Regions from separate parts of the Homo sapiens genome. Here region 1 is linked to region 2. A link is a loop called in an ENCODE intact Hi-C map of the cell type or tissue named here. Cell type or tissue: B cell. All regions are shown on one strand.

What was found. A loop is a pair of places that touch in the nucleus more often than their neighbours do. Peaks named below come from ENCODE experiments on the same cell type or tissue, not always from the same donor. Only the 100,000 strongest peaks of a DNase experiment are listed, where the experiment ranks them.
Region 1: it touches region 2 in a loop (26-fold over the local background); 4 of 110 quality-filtered maps call a loop at or near these places.

Annotation. Positions count from the first base shown.
Region 1 is chr3:169,809,189-169,817,188 of GRCh38, forward strand. LRRC34 (leucine rich repeat containing 34) reads right to left here and starts at 3,716. Exons shown (of 11, transcript NM_001172779.2): 1 at 3,222-3,716. The coding sequence starts at 3,360. LRRIQ4 (leucine rich repeats and IQ motif containing 4) reads left to right here and starts at 3,682. Exons shown (of 6, transcript NM_001080460.3): 1 at 3,682-3,858. RefSeq lists a silencer at 3,091-3,390 and enhancers at 4,881-4,980, 5,271-5,320. In B cell, a CTCF peak has its summit at 4,685; DNase peaks (open chromatin) are centred at 3,383, 3,623, 3,853, 4,773 and 1 weaker place; H3K4me3 peaks cover 3,113 bases; H3K27ac peaks cover 3,297 bases.
Region 2 is chr3:170,176,819-170,184,818 of GRCh38, forward strand. PHC3 (polyhomeotic homolog 3) reads right to left here and starts at 4,915. Exons shown (of 15, transcript NM_024947.4): 1 at 4,884-4,915; 2 at 1,955-2,120. The coding sequence starts at 4,897. RefSeq lists silencers at 4,380-4,459, 4,930-5,069. In B cell, no CTCF peak of the experiment used is centred here; DNase peaks (open chromatin) are centred at 2,023 and 4,893; H3K4me3 peaks cover 3,306 bases; H3K27ac peaks cover 3,447 bases.

The sequences.
Region 1 (8,000 bases), 370 kb before region 2:
CTCAAGGTTTCTTTTTTTTTTTTTTTTTTTTCAACTCAGTATCTCAGCATCCACGAGAGGAAAAGGTTTCTTAAAATAGCTTCACATAAAAACAATTTTATCTAATAACCTAACTCAAAAGGGATCTGATAAAGCACCTACTCCCACAAGCTTCTTGGATACCCTCTACACCATCCCAAGTTTGAATGTAACTGTCATTTCTTCATACCAAATCGAGGCCTGGCTCACAGAAGCTCTTCTCCTACCCAGCCTTCCATTTCCTCTTTCTAAAGGTGACTTTTCCCTAAGTTCTTAAGAAGACAGACACAAAGCAGGAGTTGAGATCTCCTTTCTGTTATACATGCAGATTTCCTTAATGACCTTGCTGTTCTCAGTAATACCTCAAAAGCATCTTCTGCAAGGCCTACATCTTCTGGGGTGGAAGTTATGCTGTTACTTTTCTTAGAAGTACAGGCCACTGTCTTTGTTTTCTATACATCTACCTTTTGTGGATGTCTTTTAAAAATTTGTGCACAGAGATCTCATTGCTCAACCAGCCTAGCTTTTTAGGAGCTGGCTTCTCTTCTAAGTCTCTACATCTCAGAAATGTTGTTTACTGAGTGTCCTTTGCACTCTGAAGAATAATGAGTTTGCTAAACGGATCTGCAGAACGAGATTTAACATGAGGAACATTACATTTCAGATGAAAGCAAACAAAATTTTCTTATAGTTTTTAATAACCTTTTTAAAAATAAATTTAATATACTTATTCCAGACAATTTGGAAATTTCTTTTTTTTTTTTTTTTGAGATAGGTTCTTGATCTGCCACCCAAGCTGGAGAGCAGGAGCGCAATCTCGGCTCACTGCAACCTCTGCCTCCCGGGTTCAAGCGATTCTCCTGCCTCAGCCTCCCGAGTAGCTGGGACTACAGGCACACACCACCACACCCAGCTATAAAGACGGGGTTTCACCATGTTGGCCAGGCTGGTCTCAAACTCCTGACCTCAAGTGATCAGCCTGCCTCAGCCTCCCAAAGTGCTGGGATTACAGGTGAGCCACTGAGCCCGACCGGAAATTTCTAACATTAAAAAAAAATACATGTTAATCTGCAATCCCACTGCCAAAGAACAACCACAATTGAGGTCTAGGCATACATACTTCCTATAGTTTTTCTTTTATATGCATATTAAGTATTTTTTAAACAAAATTGGAATCTTTGGATATAACTTTATATGCTGTTTTTTAAATTAACATTATATTGTAAGCAGTTTTCCCATGTCACTAGATATTCTCTGAAAAATTTAAATAGCATAATTTCTGTCATGTGGATAGATGTACGTATTAAAAAAAGCTTCACCTATTTTAGAAAATTTTCATGTATTTAAATGATATTGTAGCACAATATTTCCCAAACTGTATTTTGTGGAATATGCATGTTCTACAGGATGATCAAAGGTGTTCCAAATAGAATAGGTCTTATTATCAAGTAAGTCTGAGAAGTACTAAAATAAACAAAACTATACACAGACACAACACTTCTCAGGGCATTTAAAACGTGCACACTCTGCAAACTGTTAAGCTTGAGAATAGGGAGGATAAGAATGCTGCATTTCCGGCCGGGTGCGGTGGCTTACGCCTGTAATCCCAGCACTTTGGGAGGCCGAGGCGAGCGGATCACTTGAGGCCAGGAGTTCGAGACCAGCCTGGCCAATATGGTGAAACCCTATCTCTACCAAAAATACAAAAATTAGCTGGTGTGGTGGCGCATGCCTGTAGTCCCAGCTACTTCGGAGGCTGAGGCGACAGAATCGCTTGAATGCGGGAGGTGGAGGTTACAAGGTTGCAGTGGGCAGAGATCGCGCCACTGCACTCCAGCCTGGGCGACAGAGGAGACTCCATCTCAAAAACAAAACAAAACAAAAACCTCACTTGGAATGCAATCTAGAAAATGCTGCTTTAGCGTCCTCCCCAGGAAACAAAGCAAGTAGATCCCAAATAGAAGTTGGAGCTGGGCTCCCACTGGGCTTCTTTCTTCCCTACTGTCTTCCTTGGTATTAAGAGAAAAATTGCCCTGAGAATCTCCGAGGGCACAGAAATGTGTCAGACTACAATTCATTTTCGCGAAGGCATGAAGGAATCTTAGACTACGAGCTAAATACAGCTAAACAAAGTTATGGAAATATTCTTATTTAACAAGCTAGCCAGAGATTTACAGTATTTAAAAGTTTCTGCTACCCTTCCTTTGATTTAAAATTCACCTACGTATTTTGTATGCCAGGATTTTGTGGCACCAATGAATTTATTTCCTATATTGTATTCATATTAGAAGGAAAATAGCCTTCAAATTGTAAAGCAAAAACTAGGAAATAACCCAGCTACGCAGGAAAATGTCAAGAACCTAACCCAAATTTCATTTTTTCATCCACGCCTCTGGCAGCCACGTTTTAACAATTTCCAGAGAGAGGACTTACTTAGGAGGTAGATCCCTCCAAAACATGCTTTTCTATACTTAGCCAAGCACTGGGAAATCTAAGCGATAAGCATGAGTCAGAACGTGGGTGCCCTATCCAGAATCCGCAGTGTGTACATTTGAACAAGTTGTTATGCCAGCTTAAATTTCCTCTCATGCTAAAGGCAGAGCCTAACACTGCCCATCTCCTGGATGCAGTATTATTAAGCCAGCCTCCGAACACAGTTCCGTATCCACAAACAGACTTTAAAACCAGCATATAAAACGGAAATGGCGGGTAGGGGGTGGCCGTTCAGGGTAGGTGCTTAACTTGCTAATCATGGGCGCAGAAATATTTAAAACGGAGATAGTACAGAGGTGCAAAGTCAGAAACAGTATCAAGACCCTCATGCCCCCCTGTGACCTGCTCTCTGGGACTTTCACAAAAAGGGGGCTGAGAAGAGCCCCCCCGCCACCCCCTCCCGGAGACCCTGAGAGCACGGCGACAGACACCATCTGCACAACCTATCGCGCAAAGGGCGGACCCACGGGAACTCCTCTCCGTGGACTCCTCTCCTGCCCCCGGTCGCAAAGGGCGACCGGGGACTCTTCTCCTGCCCTCGTTTCTGGGCGCCCCAAACCTCTGGCCACAGCTGGGGTTCCCAGGGGCCCCCCTCCCGCCTCGACGCCTTGGGCTGGCGGGCTGCTGGGAGGACTCCTGCCGTGCGACCCCGGCGCCCCTCGCGCGTTTTGTCTGGGCCAGGCCGCGCAGACGTGCTCCCTACTTCTTACCGCGCTGGACCGCCAGGGCCGCGCCCGGAGTACTGGCCTGAGTGGAGGCCCAAGCCGGGGACCTGGCCGGCGCACGGGCGGCCTCCCGGGAGCTCCCCATGCTCCTCTCACCCACTGGCCGCGGCGGCTGCGCTGCCATGGCGACCGCGCGCGCACTTACAGTCCGCCTGCAGCTGTGAGGCGGCTACACGAGCCTCGGCGCCAGCCTGCTTCGAGTCCCGCTGGCTGTGCCTGCCCGGGCCCTGAGGCCTCACTGCTAAGGCAGTGACCGCCTACTCTGTGGAGGTCCTTTGTCACCCTGCCCTGGTTAAAGGCAGCCTGAGGGAGGGCGTCCTGGCTCCTTTGCAGGGAGGAGTTCCCGAGGTTTGAGGGGCTCCGCTGCTGAGCTAGGGCTGGGGCTACAAAGAAGATTATGACAAAGCCCGCTCCTACAAAGTGTGCACCGGCCTGCCGGGCCAGCGAAGAAGCAGAGTAGCATCAGCACATGATAAAGGCGTTGGGCTTTGGGAGCATAAAGGGTTTTGTGCTCCCAAAGGGCGGGGCCACCAGGGAGGGCTTCCTGAAGGAGGTGACATCTGGATGGTCCGAAGGAGGCTGCCAGAGGACAGAATGCTTGGTGCGTTCTGGGCATGCGCAGGTACTTGAATGTACTCAGATCAGTACAGACAGCGGGGAGGCGGGCAGGGCCAGATCCACATGTGTTACTAAAAGGCCAGGGGTTCCGTCTAGATCCAGCTGCTCCTGGCACAGAATGCCAATCACTGAAACAATGAGAATTGCCAGGGAGGAAGGCTTTAATCTGGTGCTGCAGCCGAGGAGATCAGTCTCAAATCTGTCTCCCCAACCAACTAGAATCAAGGGTTTACATAGCAAGAAAGAAATGTGACTACTTGCAGGAAATCAGGAATTAGGGAGGGGTAAGGAAGAGGAGTTGGTCAACAGGAATCAGGTGGTCGTTTAGGGAATCATGGTGGGTGAGGGATCTGGTGTCTCATTGTCCAGATGTGACGATCTGGTAAGTTTCATTTCCTTGATACTGAAATGGTAATAGTTTCCTTATCCCCCTTGCAGGGCATGCGATGGTGAGGCAGGAAAATAGGGTCTGGAGGTAGGGAACATAAGGCCGATTCGCACTTCGGCTATAACAGGAAATATCCTCTCCATAGGGTGTACACCATAAACGACTTTGTAACCTTACTTCATCCTCTTCATTTACACAGGGCGTACTCTAAGTAACCAATGGAATCCTCTAAGGGATATTTAAACTCCCAAAAAATTTGTAACGGGGTCTTTGAGCCCCTGTGCTCGGCCCACTCCCACACTGTGGAGTATACTTTCATTTTCAGTAAATCCCTTCATTCCTTCCTTGCTTTGTGCGTTTTGTCCAATTCTTTGTTCAAGACGCCAAGAACCTGGACACCTTCTACCGGTAACAATGGGGGTGTGGCTTGCTTCTTTGGTGCTCCGCTGCTCAAACCTCTAGGGGGAGCATGCAGACGGGCAGGTTGTGGGGCACGTGGGCTCCGAACTCACCGCAGCGTCTAGGGGTGAATGCTTACAGCTGCTGAAGCAAAGCCCCAGTAGGCGTGTGTTACAGGGTGCTCTTTCAGTTTTGCTGTGTATAGGCGGCTTGCGTCAATCAGCTCAGTTAGACCCTCTGTCTTACCGCAAGGACAGAGGGCTTTCTGTTTCCTGGGGTTCTGGCCTTGGTGTACCGGAAAAATCGGATCACACAGTGGGCTTGGAGAATGAGTGCAAGGTTTTATTGATTGGTGGAAGTGGCTCTCAACAGATGGATGGGGAGCCAGAAAGGGAATGGAGTGGAAAGGTGGTTTTCCCCTGGAGTCCGGCCGCTCAGCAGCCAGACTCTCCACTGACTGCCCTGGCCAAATTCCCCTCGGTCTACACATCGTGCTGCTTGTCGGTGACCTGGCAGCGTCCGCTGGTGCCTGTCGGTGTGCTCTTCTGCTCCTCTGTTCCTCTCAATGTCCAGCCACCTGTGTGCTCCTCCGCCGGTGTGTTCCTCTCAACATCCAGCCGCTTGTGTCTGTGCCTACTAGGGTCTTGGGGTGTTTGTTTGTTTGTTTGTTTTTTGAGACAGAGTCTCGCTCTGTGGTCCAGGCTGAAGTGCAGTGGCCTGATCTTGGCTCACTGCAACCTCTGCCTCCGAGCTTCAAGCAATTCTCCCACCTCAGCCTCCAGAATAGCCGGGATTACAGGCGCCCCCCACTACGCCCAGCTAATTTTGTATTTTTAGTAGAGACAGGGTTTCACCATGTTGGCCAGGCTGGTCTCAAACTCCTGACCTCAAGTGATCTACCTGCCTCTGCCGCCCAAAGTGCTGGGATTACAGGCGTGAGGCACTATGCCTGGCCCTTTAATCCATTTTGATTTGATTTTTGTATGTGGCAAGAGATAGGGGTGTAGTTTCATTCTTCTGCATATGGATATCCAGTTTTCCCAGAACCGTTATTGAAGAAACTATCTTTTCCCCAATATATGTTACTGATACCTTTGTCAAAAACGAGTTCACTGTAGATGATGGATTTATATCTGGGTTCTCTATTCTGTTCCATTGGTCTATGTATCTATTTTTATGCCAGTACCATGCTAGTTTGGCTACTTTAGCTCTGCAATATAATTTTAATTTAGGTAATGTGATTCCTCCAGTTTTGTTCTTTTTGCTCAGGTTAGCTTTGGCTATGCTGGATCTTTTGTGGTTTCATACAAATTTTAGGATTATTTTTTCTATTTCTGTGAAGAAGGTCTTTGGTATTTTGATAGGAATTGTATATAATCTGTAAATTGCTTTGGATAAAATGGACATTTTAACAATAATTATTATTCTAATCCAAGAACATAAAATATCTTTCCTTTTTTTGTGTGTGTGTCCTCTTTAATTTCTTACTTCAATGTTTTATAGTTTTCATTGTAGAGATCTTTTACTTCTTTGGTTGAGTTTGTTCTTAGGTATTTTATTTTATTTGTAGCTACTGTAAATGGGATTATTTTCTTACTTTTTCTGATTGTTTGCTGTTGGTATATAAAAATGCTACTGAGTTTTATATGTTGATTTTGTATCCTACAACTTTATTGAATTTGTTTATCCATTCTAATAATTTTTTTTGGTGGAGTCTTAAGGATTTTCCAAATATAAGATTATATCATCTGCAAACAAGGATAATTTGGGTTCTTCTTTTCCAGTTTGGATGCTCTTTATATCTTTCTCTTCTCTAATTGCTCTAGCTAAGACTTCCAGTGCTACACTGAATAATAGTGGTTAAAGTGGGCATCCTTATATTGTTCCAGATCTTAGAGAAAAGGTTTTCAGTATTTCCTATTCAGTATGATACTACCTACGGGCCTGTCAAATATGGTTTTTATCGTGTTGAGGTATCTTCCATCTACTCCCAGTTTATTGAGGGCTTTTATCATGAAGTGATGTTGAATTTTATCACATGCTTTTTCAGCATCAATTAAAATGATCATATGGTTTTTGTCCTTCATTCTGTTGATAGGTTGTATCACATTGATTGATTTGTGTATGTTGAGCCATCCTTGCATTCCTAAGATGAATGCCACTTGGTCATGATGAATGATTTTTTTAATGTGTTGTTGAATTCAGTTTGCTAGCATTTTCGTTGAGGATCTTCGCTGAGAAGATCCATCAGGGACATTGCCCTACAGTTTTCTGTTTTTTGGTTTGCTTGTTTGTTTGTTTTGGTGTGTCTTTGGTTTTGGTGTCAGGGTAATACTGGCCTCATAGAACGAATTTGGAAGTAGTTTTTCCTCCTCTATTTTTCAGAACAGCTTGAGTAGGATTGGTATTAGTTCTTCTTTAAATGTTTGATAAAAATCAGCATTGAAGCCATTGGGTCCCAGGTTTTTCTTTGCTAGGAGACTTTTTATTATGACTTTGATCTTTTTACTTGCTATTGGTCTATTGAGGTTTCAGATTTCTTCATGGTTCAATCTTGGTAAATGGTATATATCTAGGAATTTATCCATTTCTTCTAGGTTTCCCAATGTATTAACATATAGTTGATCCTTGGAATTTCTACTGTATCAGTTGTAATATCTCCTTTTTCATCTCTGATTTTATTTATTGGATCTTCTCTCTTTTTCTCTTAATCTGGCTAAAAGTTTATTGATTTTATTCATCTTTTCAAAAAACCCAACTTTTCATTTTATTAATTTTTTTGCATTGTTCTTTATTTTAATTTCATTTATTTCTGCTCTGATTTTTGTGATTTCTTTTCTTCTACTTTTTTTTTTTTTTTTGACAGAGTTTTGCTCTGTTGCCCAGGATGGAGTACAGTGGCATGATCTCAGCTCACTGCAACCTCTGCCTCCTGGGTTCAAGTGATTCTTTTGCCTCAGCCTCCTGAGTAGCTGGGATTACAGGCACACACCACAATGCTTGGCTAATTTTTATATTTTTAGTAGAGACAGGGTTTCACCATGTTGGCCAAGCTGGTCTTGAACTCCCAACCTCAGGTGATCCACTTGCCTCAGCCTCCCAAAGTGCTGGGATTACAGGCGTGAGCTATCACTCCCAGCCTTCTACTAACTTTGAGTTTGGTTTTTTACTTTTCTAGTTCTTTAAGATGCATCATTACATTGTTTATTTGAAGTTTTCTGCTTTTTTGATGTAGGCACTTATTGCTATAAACATGCCTGTTAGTACTGCTTTCACTGTATCCCATAGGTTTTGTTATGTTGTGTTTCCATTTTAATTTGTTTCAATAAATTTTTTAATTTTCTTAATTTTTTCATTGA
Region 2 (8,000 bases):
TACTTCATTTAATCCTCAGAGTAATTAATGAAAGAAGTAGTCTCACCCTCATTTTAGTTTTCTGAGGCTCAAGGGGATTATGTCTCATACCCAAGGCTATATAGCTCCTAAAGATAATGAAAATGGAATTCAAACAAAGTATAATAGAGTGGAAGGTCCATGCCCTTTTTATATAATACCATATTGCCCCAACCTCCATTATCATAAATGTTAACTAAGTAAACTTTACTTTCTCAACTAAGTGACTTCCTAGTTCAATATTCCCTTCCCCCTCTGCCCCTAAGGTATTTAGAATGGATCCTCCTGCTTAGGGTTCTTAGGCCACCTGGGTTTAATATAAACTTCGTAACATATCTACATACCTGAACAGATCTCCCTAAGTCTATATTTTGAGTTCCAATATAAAATAAAGCTACAACCATTCTGTATGTTGGGGCTCTAGGTTGAATGCCTTCATACTGTAGCAGCACCTAGAGACTTTCCCCTTATAATTTTCTTTACACATAATCCTATAAACTACATGCTGACAAATGTAAGCCCTCTCAATACTATATATATATATTTTGAGATGGAGTCTCACTCTTTTTGCCCAGGCTGGAGTGCAGTGGCGCTATCTTGGCTCACTGCAACCTCTGCCGCCAGGGTTCAAGTGATACTCCTGCCTCAGCCTCCCAAGTAGCTGGGATTACAGGTATGCATTACCATGCCTGGCTAATTTTTGTATTCTTAGTAGAGACGGGGTTTCACCATGTTGATCAGGCTGGTCTCAAACACCTGACCTCAAGTGATCCGCCAGCCTTGGTCTCCCAAAGCGCTGGGATTAGAAGTGTGAGCCACCACGCCCAGCATTTTTTTTTTTTTTTTTTTTTTGAGACAGGGTCTCACTCTGTCACCTAGACTGGAGTACAGTGGTGCGATCACAGCTCATTGCAGCCTTGACCTCCTGGGCTCAAGCAATCCTCCCACCTCAGCCTCCTGAGTAGCTGGGACCACTGGCACATGCCACCATGCCCTGCTGATTTTTGTATTTTTTGTAGAGATGGGGTTTCAACATGTTGTCCCAGCCAGTCTCCAACTCCTAAGCTCAAGCTATCTCCCTGCCTTGGTCTCCCACAGTGTTGGGATTACAGGCGTGAGCCACCACGCCTAGCCAATAGTATGATTATTAATTAACTTTGTTGGCTGTTGCTGTGGTTAAATGTGTCCCCCAATTAAGTATGTGTTGGAAACTTAATCTCCAATGCAACAGTGTTAAGAGGTAGGACCCCTGAAGGGTGATTAGGCCATAAGGACTCCGCCCACATGAATAGACTAAAGGAAAATTTTTTTTTTTTTTTTTTTTTGAGACGGAGTCTCGTTCTGTCGCTCAGGCGGGAGTGCTGTGGCGCGATCTCCGCTCACTGCAAGCTCCGCCTTCCGGGTTCACGCCATTCTCCTGCCTCAGCCTCCCGAGTAGCTGGGACTACAGGCGCCCGCCACTGCGCCCGGCTAATTTTTTGTATTTTTAGTAGAGACGGGGTTTCACCGTGGTCTCGATCTCCTGACCTCGTGATCCGCCCGCCTCGGCCTCCCAAAGTGCTGGGATTACAGGCGTGAGCCACCGCGCCCGGCCGACTAAAGGAAATTTTAAAAGGGCTTGAGGCTGCAAATTTGGTATCTTGCTCTCTAGTCTTCCACCACGGAATGAGGCAATAAGACGGCCCTCGTGAGATGCCAGCTCCTTCATATTAGACTTCCCAGCTTCCAGAAATGTAAGAAATAAGTTTCTTTTCTTTACAATTACACAGTCTTGGTATTCTGCTATAGCCACACAAAATGGATTGAGACAGTTGATTGAAACATTAGTAATTCTAACTGTACATTTGAGAATATGAAACAATACATAAATCCAGCTTAAGCAAAAAGTAATATGACATCTTAAGTCTTAGACTACCCATCACTACAGCTGAAATACCTGTACAGCATGTCGGTCTGAACCACTGTAGACAGAGATCTGTGGCTGCTGCATTCGAGAGGAGGAAGTGGTGATGGTGGTGGTGGTGGTACTGCTGGTTGTTGTTGACACAGAAGATGTTCCCGGGTTTGGTTCAGTATCCATAGCTGTACTATGGTCCTTAAATCTGGCAGGTCACACAAAGTGTTTGTATTGGTAAAAGCATTATCTTATGAGCTTTAAAGAATATTCATTCCAAAGAAATAATCAGCAGTAATCTAAACTGCTAGGAAGGCTCTCATAAAAGACAGCCAACACACAGTCACTATAAGCACTTAGAAGGGAAAAATACTTCACATATATGGAGCATATTTAATAGTTAATACCTACTACATTTGAATTCAAATGATTCAGAATACGTAACTCAGATAACGCATAGCCAAAAGTTTATCTTTGCATTACCGAAAGATTTTTTTTAAACCAAAACAGGTAATGAGAGAATACTAAACTACCTAGGAAAATAAAAATTTAAGCAGTATCAGAGTATTTTAAAACATTTCTTTACATTCTTTTGACCACACTAATTACAAACTAAAGTCATTCTTACCTATACATTAGAACAGAATGCCTAGGGACTCATGTTAACTAGCTTAGTTTAGTTTACCATATAAACTTTGCTTAAAAATAAGTTCTTTTTAAAAAATGTTAAAAAGTAATTTTTTTAACTCACACTGGCTTTTCCCCTAATCAGTCTACAACGCTGTCCTTACTACTTCTAATAGCTGAGTTATACTTATTAGCAGATTGCTGTGAGAACACAGAGAAGCAGCAAACAGCAACTTCCCATACCCTTACAAAATCTTTTTCACAAAGAATTACTCCAGATTTTGAAAACATAAATTATGTCACTTCCTCATGTATGGACAGTAAAGTACACTTTTATACCAGACTTTCTTCCCTCCAATACTATAATCTTACTTGTTGTGGTACAAAATTCCACTAAATACAGAATCTGTATTTGAATAAATTCAAACACTTTAAGTCAATTCTAAGGACCTCCATATTGTTAGAAACCAGAAGAGCAGTAGTTTTTGTCGGGCCAGAAATGTACCTCGAAGGTGAAAAGCACACAAGAGATTATACTGGTTTTATCTCCCTTTTCTTATCGGTCTTTTCTTCTGAGAAACTAAATCCCACCCACCCCACATTAGCAGCACTGATAAAAATGTAAGAACACTTTCTATTCCATGAAAAAACAAATGAATCTGGCACTAATTGGTACACATACACTATTACCATAGCGTTGCTTTTTTAAGTACAAATTTTCTTTGTTCTATATTACGTATGTAAACAGTATTTATATTCTCTGAGGAACCAAATGTAAAAAAAAACCGAACAAAAAAAAAAAAAAAGGAAAAGTGGGGGCCTTGAGTGGCGGTTCACACCTGTCATCCTACCACTCAGGGGGAGGACTGCTTGAGCTTAGGCGTTCAAAGCCAGCCTGGGCAACATAGGGAAACCCTGTCTCTACAAATGAAAAATAAAAAATTAGCCAGGCCTGGTGGCACAGGACTGTGGTCCCAGCAACTTGAGAGGCTAAGGTGGGGAAATCGCTTGAGCCCAAGAGGGCCAGGCTGCAGTGAGCTATGATCGTGCCACTGCACTCCAGCCTGGGAGATAAGAGTGAGAGACGCTGTCACAAAGAAAGAAAAAGAAAATAAGAGGAAAAGTGAAAGGAAAACCGTCAGGAAGAAAGCTGACTCCTCACTTACTTTTTGGATTAGTAAATAATTCATACATTTTTATGCTTCTGTTTTTTTTTTTTTTTTCCAAACTGCCTTCCAATCAAATCACAGCATCATATGGTAACTGTTCAACATTATACAGTATTAGTGGTAGGTAAGGTAAACTTTTTACCGAACTGCTGCCTGTCATACTACTACCGTATCGTGTACCAGTGACATGCAAAAGGCCAGCTTAAGTTCTGGTTTTTTAAAAGTGTTAATCTGCTCAACTATGCCCTCCAATCCAAACAGTATGGTAAACAGTTCTAACTCCTAACCAAAAATGGTCACAGAGAATCCAAATTCTCGGCATAAGTCTAAACATCGGTTGAGCGGAACTGGCCAAACCATCGCACTGCATTTCGAGGCCTGGCACAAAAGAACAACTTTGGTAACTCCACCGTCTAGGCATACTAATACCTGCAAAATACAGCCAGCAGTTCTGGTGCACAAGAGGCCTACCCAGGAAACAGTAAGTTCTGGAGTCGTTAACTAAACATACCGTCACACCGACACACAAGAATGTGGCCCGCGTGTGAGGCAGCAACGCTGCACCCAGAGAATCGAGGGAAAGACCTTTCTTTCAGGGTGTTTTCAGCCTCACCAGACCTGCAAGCAGCCCCCGCCGCTCTCAGGCCCACGCCGGGATGCCTCCGGCACGAGGGAAGCGGGCAGCCCCGCGTGTCGGATTCTCCCGCTGAGGAGGAGTGGGGTGGCGCCGGGGCGGGAAGGAGAAGAAGGCGAAGGAGGCCTGGCAGTGCCCGCCCTGCCCTACCCAGCCTCCGCGGGCCCCTGCGCAGGCAGCCGTAACAAGGCTGCCCGCGGGGCCCACTTGCAGGAATGACAGCGCCTGAGGAGCCCACCCGGGCTCGTTCCCCGGAAAACCCCAGCTCCCGGAGTCCCAAGGGTGACCCTGCGCGCAGGGCCGCGCAGATCCGGGACCTGATGGCGGAAGGGGCGCTCCTGCCTGGAGGGTAACTGGACCCTAGAGTTCGTCTTCGCCCCGCGACACGGGCCTAGCCGGCTCCTCCACGATAGGACGGGTCTCGAGTCTCTCTTTCCCCACACTGCCCGCAAAAGAGCCCTGAGCTTTCCCCTGGGGGAACGTGTCGCTGCCCCAACTCGCCCCCCCTAGTTACGACATCAGTCACCATCTAGTCACTCACTCCGCTTCCGCCATCTTCTCTCCTCCATCACTAACATGGGCTGCGCATGCGCCCCCCGGCGGCGGGCGGAGAGGCGGGGTCGGCTCAGCCCCCGGAGCCAGAGGTCACGTGGCGTCCTCAGCTTCCAATCGCCCCCGCCCACCATAGGAATTGCTCTTTCTGGAAAGTGACCAGATTTCCCCCACTAAGATAACCAGTGTCTCCTCTCCAAACCCCTCTCTTTCTCTCCTCCAGGATCTTCCTCTTGGGGAGATATCTGTAATAAAGATATAAAAAGTTATCTTAGATTGTTAAATTTAAAATTTAAAGAATATGGGCGCGGTGGCTCACCTGTAATCCCAGCACTCTGGGAGGTTGAGGAGGATCTCTTGAAGCGAGGAGTTCAGGACCAGCCTTGACAATAAAGTGAGACCCTGACTCTACCAAAAAAAAGCCCAACAATAATAATAATAATAATAATAATTTTGAAGAATATCTAAAATATACCAAAGCCTATGCAAACTGCAGAGTGGTTTCAAAGAAAATACCCACGAGGATTAGAGGCTGAGGTCTCAGGGAGAAAGGAAATTCAGGGCTGGCTGCAGGGCTTGTTGCCTGGGAGCTTTGGGGCTTGAGGGTCCCAACCAGCAGTACCTCTCTCCAGCTGAAAGATAGTGTTCAGATGCCAGTGAATGAGTGGTTAAGGAATCATCCTGACTACCCTAGGCATATCATTCATGTCTTCAGTATGAATTTGCTGAGCGCTTAGTAGGAATTGCAAACTTGAACACCACAAGGAACAAGCAGGAACAGCCACCAGTTTGCTAGTGTAGTCTGCTAAATGCCAACAACTCAGGTGTGTGAGACAAACATATAAAGATAAGTAAAATAACACATTTAAATATAAATATGAAATAATAAAGATGAGTCCTTGTCTTCCAAGAAGTAGCGGAGCGGGTTTTATAGACATTTGCATACAATATAATGTGTTCTGAAGACCGGGACGATGGCTCACCCTCATAATACCAGCACTTTGGGAAGTGAAGTTGGGAGGATTGCTTGAGCCCGGGAGTTTGAGACCACCCTGGGCAACATGGGGAAATCCCATCTCTACAAAAAATACAAAAATTATCCGGATGTCGTGGCGCGCACCTGTCATCCCAGCTACTCAGGAGGCTGAGGAAAAAGTGTTCTGAAACAGATCTATTAAGTGCTTTGGAAAGTTTAAAGTTCAAGGTGTATAATAAATCTTTACCTCCCTTTACAGGAAAAAAAAAGCATACGAACCATAAACAATGTCTCTTTTTGCATTTTGTGAGGTGATGGAGTCACAATAATTTCAAGAACTGAGAATGAAGTATTGATATAAATCCATCCGGAAGTGTAATATGGTCTGATGAAAAGTATACTTAGTCTTAGAAATCCTATATGCCAGGATGTGCCTAAGGAAGGGAAAAGAACACTTCCCATCTATGTGAGCTTAAATTGTCCCTTTGCCCACTTTTCCCATCTGATAACATCTTTTTTTTTTACCTTGTCTACCTAATAGCAGTACTATCTACTACTACTTCTAGAATTCATTGAGAAAGTCTCCTTTTAAAAGTCCCTGTAGACCAGGCACAGAGGCTCACTCCTGTTATACCAGCAATTTGGGGGGCCGAGGAAGGCGGATAACCTGAGGTCAGGAGTTCAAGACCAGCCTGGCCAACATGGTGAAACCCTGTCTCTACTAAAAATACAAGAATTAGCCGGGTGTAGTGGCACCTGCCTATAATCCCAGCTACTCCAGAGGCTGAGGCAGGAGAATCGCCTGAACCTGGGAGATGGAGGTTGCAGGGAGACAGTGCCACTTCATTACAGCCTGGGAAAGAGACTGAGACTCCATCTCAAAAGAAAATAAAAAGTCCTTGTAGATGCTTTAAAATATTACTGCTTTTTCTTTCATTCTGACTTGCTCATATATCATTGTTATTAAACTTTTTTTTTTTAAATTGAGACGGAGTATTACTCTGTCGCCCGGGTTGGAGTGCAATGATGAGATCTCGGCTCACCACAACCTCCGCCTCCCGGATTCAAGCGATTCTCCTGCCTCGGCCTTCCGAGTAGCTGGGATTACGGGCACGTGCCACCACACCCAGCAAACTTTTTCTATATTTTTGGTAGAGACGGGGTTTCACCATGTTGGCCAGGCTGGTCTTGCACTCCTGACATCAGGTGATCCACTGGCCTCAGCCTCTCAAAGTGCTAGGATTACAGGCGTGAGCCATTGCACCCGGCCTTTTATTAAACTTCCAAGAATCGGCCGGGCGCGGTGGCTCATGCCTGTAATCCCAGCACTTTGGGAGGCCAAGGCGGGTGGATCACCAAACGTCAGGAGTTCAAGACCAGCCTGGCCAATATGGTGAAACCCCATCTCTACAAAAAATACAAAAATTAGCCGGGCGGTAGTGGCGTGTGCCTGTAATCCCAGCTACTCCGGAGGCTGAGGCACGATGATTGCTTGAACCCAGGAGATGGAGGTTGTGGTGAGCGGGGATGGTGCCACTGCCCTCCAGCCTGCCAATAAAGCGAGACTCCGTCTAAAAAAAAAAAAAAAAAACACAAAACTTTCAAGAATCAACTATACATTGGTATTGCTGAAACTATTTTGTTTAGAGAAACAAAAGTGAAGAAAGCACAGTCTTAGGCCTAAACATGGAAAATGCATAAATCAAAGATGTATTTGGAATACATAGGCCAAAATTGTTCTTTTTTTATCCTCCTTTCACTTGAACATCTAGGTCCTATATCCCTAGTGTTACCTCGTACAGATTGCCTTTAAAAATGAGAATATATGTCCGGTCACGGTGGCTCATGCCTGTAATCCCAGCACTTTGGGAGGCCAAGATGGGCGGATCGCCTGAGGTCAGGAGTTCGAGACCAGCCTGGCCAGCATGGTAAAACCCGGTCTCTACTAAAACTACAAAAATTAGCTGGGCATGGTGGCAGGCGCCTGTAATCCCAGCTACTCGGGGAGGCTGAGGCAGGATAATCACTCGAACCCAGGAGGCAGAGGTTGCAGTGAGCTGAGATCACGCCATTGCACTCCAGCCTGGGCAACAGAGCGAGACTCCATCTAAAAAAAAAAAGCCAGGGGGG